2 separate regions of the Homo sapiens genome follow, and region 1 is linked to region 2. Evidence: chromatin contacts called from ENCODE Hi-C data. All regions are on one chromosome and are shown on one strand. Each heading gives the region's core, a stretch centred on a gene start or an enhancer-like site at or near the end of the contact. The rest is flanking DNA. Distances are from core to core; before and after follow the strand shown.

Region 1 (2,700 bases), core at 164-2,663, 2.8 Mb before region 2:
GTGATCTGCACAGGCAGCCTCCCCTTCACTGAGTGGAAGCAGCCTGAAGCCCTCACCAGAAGCAGCCTGCAGAAGTGTGAGCCAAATAAACCTCTTTTATTTGTAAATTATTCAGTCTCAGGCATTCCTTTTTAGCAACACAGACTAAGACACTATCAAAGAACAACTGAAAATTTAAAATGTCATTTACATAATATCAAGAAGTATATTTTTCCCCCATCCTTAGATTTATGGATAAATCTGACATAGGGTGATATGGTTTGGCTGTGTCCCTGCCCAAACCTCATCTTGAACTGTAGTTACCATAATCCCCAGGTGTTGTGGGAGGGACCCGGTGGGAGGTAACTGAATCATGGGGGTGGTTATTCCCATGCTGTTCTCTGATAGTGAGTGAGGTATCACAAGATCTGATGGTTTTCTAAGGGGCTTTTCCCTCCTTGCTCCTCACTTCTCCTTCCTGCAGCCCTGTGAAGAAGGAGGTTTGCTCCCGCTTCTGCCATGATTTTAAGTTTCCTGAAGTCTCCCCAGCCATGCTGAACTGTAAGTCAATTAAACGTCTTTCCTTTATAAATTACTCAGTCCCAGGTATGTCTTTATTAGCACTGTGAAAATGGACTATATAAGACTAGACCTGACAAAAGATCAAAACATTTGCTGAGTGAAATAACACCTAAATAAATGAAGAGGCTTACTTTAAGGGTCATTACTAAATATTGTTAACATGTAAATTATTCTTACATGGATCTATAGACGAAATGTAACCAATCACAATCCCAACTTTTTAAAGTGACAAGCTGATTTTAACATTCATATGAAAACCCAAGGGACTAGATGAGCCAGAACATTTTTGAAAAATAACAAAAAATTGGAGGCCAAACACGATCTGATTTTAAGACTCTTACGAATCTACAGGAATCAAGACAATGTGGTATTTTTGTAGAGAGAAATATAATAAATTGTCGGAACAGAATAGAAAGTCTAAGAATAGACCCACAACTGATGCTTTAGGGACAACTGATTTTAAACATAGGTGCAAAAGCTATTCAGTGAGAAAAAGAAAGCTCTCTAAACAAATGACACTATTCACATACAAAAAAATGACCTAAGATCCATACTTTGCACCACAGACAAAAATTAGCTCTAATTGGATCACAGACCTCAATATAAAACCTAAAATTCTAAAACTTGTGTCAGAAAACACAGAAGAGATCCTCTGTGGCCTTGGGTTAGGCAAATTCCTTGGACAGACAAAAAACAAACCCTAAGATCCGATCTGAGCCGCCGCACAACCCTGCTCTGGCCACTTAGCCTGAGGTCACTGCTCGGGTCCCGCCCCTCTCCCCGCCCGGGACCCTCCTGGCTCCGCCCCAATCCGCCCGCTCCGCTCCACCCCGCCCCGCTGCCTCGTCTCCATCCGGAAGAGCCGCCGGGGCAGGGAAGTTGAGGCGGTGCGCGGCCCGGCGTCGGTCGAGAGCGCAGGCCCGGCAGAGCCGCAGGCGCTAGGCCGCCCGACACAGCCCGCGCGTCCCCGCGGCCGGTGGCGCCTCGAGCGGCCACGTGCACGCGCGCACTCCGCCTCACCAGCCTTCTTGCGCCGGAGACGAACCCGCTGCCTGGCTGGAGCTCTCTGGGCCCTTCGGCCTCGGGAGCAACGCGTTCCCGGCGACTTCTGACACAGCCAGTAAGTGATAGCCGCCTCCTCCTTTCGCGGTTATGTTTTTCTCCAGTTCGTCCCAAGTCTCGTTCCCGTCTCATTACTTCAAAAACTATTCAACTCCGGGACCGGACAGGCACGGGAGCTGCCCGGGAGAAGAGCCCCAGAAGTCTCAGAGACTGCCAAGGTGTTGTGGGGCAGGGGCTGCGTGCAAAGACCCTGTGAATTAGAAAGTTTGGAAAGCATGCCTCCAAAACCGAGCGACTCCACGTTTGCCAGGCGCCCCTGGGGCAGCCGAGCGGCCCGGAGGCGCGAAATGGCGCGCCCCCGCAGTGAGAGGGGCGGAGGGAGTGGGGCGGGGCCGAGGGCGCGCGTCCCGCCAGCCCGCGCGGAGGGGGCGGGGCTCCCGGCAGGTGCAGGCGGGCGGGGCGGGGCTGCCGCGATTCCCGGAGACAGCTGGGGGATGCCAGTGCAGTTAGGCACTCTCCTGTCTTCTTTTCGACGCTTCGCTGTGGTCAAGAGGACAAAGTAAAGCAAATGATTTTATTTTGACCCCAAATATTCAATAAGAAAAGGAAAGAGAACTTGAAAGTTGTGAAATGACCCTTCTCAAAACAAAAAGTCCCTCCAGTGTCTATCTGGGTGGGTAGTAGGTACGTTTATTGATTTAGCAAACTGCTGATAACACAGTTGATTAGTCAGTTTTGCATAGATGTTGAAAGGGAATGAATAACGATGGTCCATATAACCATAGAAATGCTAGCCTAACTAGGCAAAATTTAATCTGACCTTAATTTGAACGTTGAATTCTGCTGCTGCCCTTTTCCTGCCTTGTGTGGAGCTGTTTTTCAAATTGCTAAATTTGTGGCTCTAAACTTAATATGCTTTAATAGAATCATAGTGATTCTCTTGTAGCCACTGTTGGGAGTCCAGATTTTTTTTTTTTTTTTTTTGGGCAAAGTCCACATTGTGGAGATATTCCTTCCCAAGTGCTTTTTCTGCTTTACACTTGGCTGAATTTATATTGCTTAACCAAAAACAAATTA
Region 2 (2,700 bases), core at 155-2,654:
TAACGTGTACCTGAACTGGTGGGTGCAGGAACTGGCGGGTGCCCATAATGGGGCACAACCCTGGCTGATGTCTGCACCAGTGATCTAGAGTTCTACCCATAAACTGTGAGGTTTCCAAATAGTTTGGGTGGTAACCATAAAAGCAAACACTTGTCTTTGCCAAGGTACTATTCTAAGCATTATACATCTCTTACTCATTTAATCCTTGCAACAATCTTGTGAGGTAAATCCAATTATTAGCTCCATTTTACAGATGGGGAAACTGAGAAGCAGCACAGGTTAAGTAACTTCCTCGAAGTCACAGAGCTAGTAACAGTGGAGCTGGTGTCCTAAGCTAGGCAGTCTGGCTGAGGAGTCCTCGCTTTCACCACTGTACTCATAACCAGCTCTTTTTCTGTCTGGATGCTTAGATCTTGGACTAAAAAAATCTGGTAACTTTTCAAAATTAGTTTCCTTGGGAATTGGGAAACCAAAGGAATAGTGGAGGGAGGGCAATTAATTTGAGTGTACAGGTCTGGAAGCATGCATACTCCATGTCCCCCTCCCTCAGGGCACAGTGAGGACCCAAACTTCGCAGACTGTTGGTAGGACTGGAATGTATTCAAAGTGCACGGAGCACGTAGTCGATGCGCAATAAATATGTATTTTCTTCTCTTGATAGAAGGTAAAACTAGGGCTAAGATCTTAATGACTTTTCAACTAGTGTTCCTTTCAATACACTACACTATATACTACGCATCTCTCCCAGATTGCAGTTTAAACACTGATGGGTGGTTGATCGTGCAAACAGAAAAATGCAGCCAAAAAAAATGCAAGTACCAAATCAAGTGGCTGTGTCCACAATCAGCTGGTGTCCAGAAAGACATGCAGAGAAAGTTCCACGACGTGAGATCTTCAAGGACAGCCCTAGTCCCCCTGACCCCGCCCCTCCTCGGCCCTAGAAATCACCGATTCCCCAGCCCGGTCTTGCGCAGTTTGCCCCTCCTTCGTTCTTCCCTATCCCTCTCAACATTAGCTAATGGCTGAGGTAAATGTGCCGGTCCCCACGGCACCGGCGCGGAGCGGAGGCTGCACACTTCCGCCCCTTCTCGCCGCTGGAGGCCGCGCTCTGCGGCAAGACTCGGCCGCCGCAGGCCCCGGGCAGCGTCCGCCGTTGCCCAAACCTGGAGGAAACTCAAGCCCCAGCCGCCATGGAGGTTGCGCGCAGTGCGCCCCGGAGCCCGCGCCACTCACCGGGGCGCTCTCGGGCAGGTTGTAGCGACACAGAGTGTGGTCCAGGTCGAATCCGACCACGTCGCAGGCGGCCAGGGAGAAGTGCTGAGCCATGGCTGCGCGGGGAGCACCAGGGAGCGCCTCGGCCGCGAAGGGTGCAAGGAGCTGGCTGGCGGGACGCTGCGGGACAGGACCGGGCCGGACGCGGCGGGGCGGGGCTGCGGCTGCCAGGGCACACGGCGCGGCAGCCTCTCCCGCCTCCCGCGCCCTCGAGCACCGCCCCTCGATACGCTTAGCCCCCGCCCCTCGCGCGGCGGGCGTCCTGCGCCGCCCGGAGTCAGGTAGTCAGCTCGCGTCCTCCTGGTACCCCAATGCCGGCGACTCCTGATCTGTTCCGCAAGCCTAGGAGCCCAGAAGGCAGTAGGGGTCCAGGAGCGGTGCCGCTGCTGCACAGCTGAGACCTGTAGGCACGTAGCCTTTCCCGAGGGCTACCACAAAATTAACCGGGACACTCCATCGCCTCAGGGCGCCTCGGAAACCAGGAGATCATGAGGTTAGACCTGACCTTTTACCCCTGTGTGAGGAATAGTAAGATCATAGAAAAAATTCATCCGCTAATATCCCTCTGACCCAGTTAGCCTACAATTTGGAAGGTCTTTTCACCCACGTGATCTTTGATAGTGGTTTAAACCAAAAACTTTATATTCCTTGGTTTCCTAAGTGGTTAAGTGGAAGACAGACCTTTCACTATTTCATACCCTGGAGTGCGTTAGAAAATAAATGTATCAGACATCGTGAAGAACCATTTTGCAAGATGATACTTGTTATGGAAACCAATATTGGTTATTACTTGATAATCCTATTTTGTTATTGTAATGAATTTTTTATGAAAGGGCATCAGAAACTTCATAGAAATATATAGAGCATACTACAAAAAACTTTTGCAAACCGGGTTTAAGGTTTATAGAGCACAAAATGTTTTGAGTGACATTTGCTTAATTCTCTCAAGAACTGTATAACTACTACCATTTTAGATGCAGAGAAAGTTAATCCATTACATACAATGTATGCCTTAGGGCATTTAATTCTCTTCCTGATTTCCGGATGTGAAGGACTAGCACTTTGAGATCTTTATTACATAGTACCTCATTTTAAAAAGAAAATACAAATCTATTATGTTTACACTGCTTCAGTTCTCAATTTAAAGGAACAATGTGTCTAATGGGACAAATCAATAGTCGTGACATAATGAAAATATAATTGATTGAGAACTGCATTTAACCCTTTCAAATACTAATCCTTCTGAGGCTAATAGACCAATCAGAGGATTAATTTAGTGCAATAGATAGTACAATTGAGTAGGAGGACACTTATACCTAGTAGACCCATTTGAATAAAATTGATAACTTGTTCCATTATAACACTTAAAAGCCCCAAACAAATCTCTCTGGAATAGGAAAAGTAAAGAATCTTCAAGAAGATTAAGCT

The links. Hi-C counts contacts between places; a loop is a spot of excess contacts on that map. Pooled maps may share reads with other maps.
Region 1: a loop to region 2 is called in a map of CD8-positive, alpha-beta T cell, with 10 times the contacts of the local background. The contact joins the promoter of MCM9 here to the promoter of NT5DC1 in region 2. A Hi-C loop is called at or near these places in 2 of 168 maps with a recorded cell type or tissue (CD8-positive, alpha-beta T cell and naive thymus-derived CD4-positive, alpha-beta T cell) and 7 of 50 pooled maps.

What each region holds. Positions count from the first base shown.
Region 1 is chr6:118,933,872-118,936,571 of GRCh38, reverse strand. MCM9 (minichromosome maintenance 9 homologous recombination repair factor) reads left to right here and starts at 1,413. Exons shown (of 14, transcript NM_017696.3): 1 at 1,413-1,681. It overlaps LOC124901389 (a long non-coding RNA gene), which reads right to left and starts at 1,657. Exons shown (of 2, transcript XR_007059729.1): 1 at 1,582-1,657. RefSeq lists silencers at 1,235-1,664, 1,915-2,164.
Region 2 is chr6:116,099,557-116,102,256 of GRCh38, reverse strand. NT5DC1 (5'-nucleotidase domain containing 1) reads right to left here and starts at 1,404. Exons shown (of 12, transcript NM_152729.3): 1 at 1,234-1,404. The coding sequence starts at 1,326. It also overlaps a transcript of FRK not described here. RefSeq lists enhancers at 701-1,221, 1,222-1,744 and a silencer at 1,329-1,588.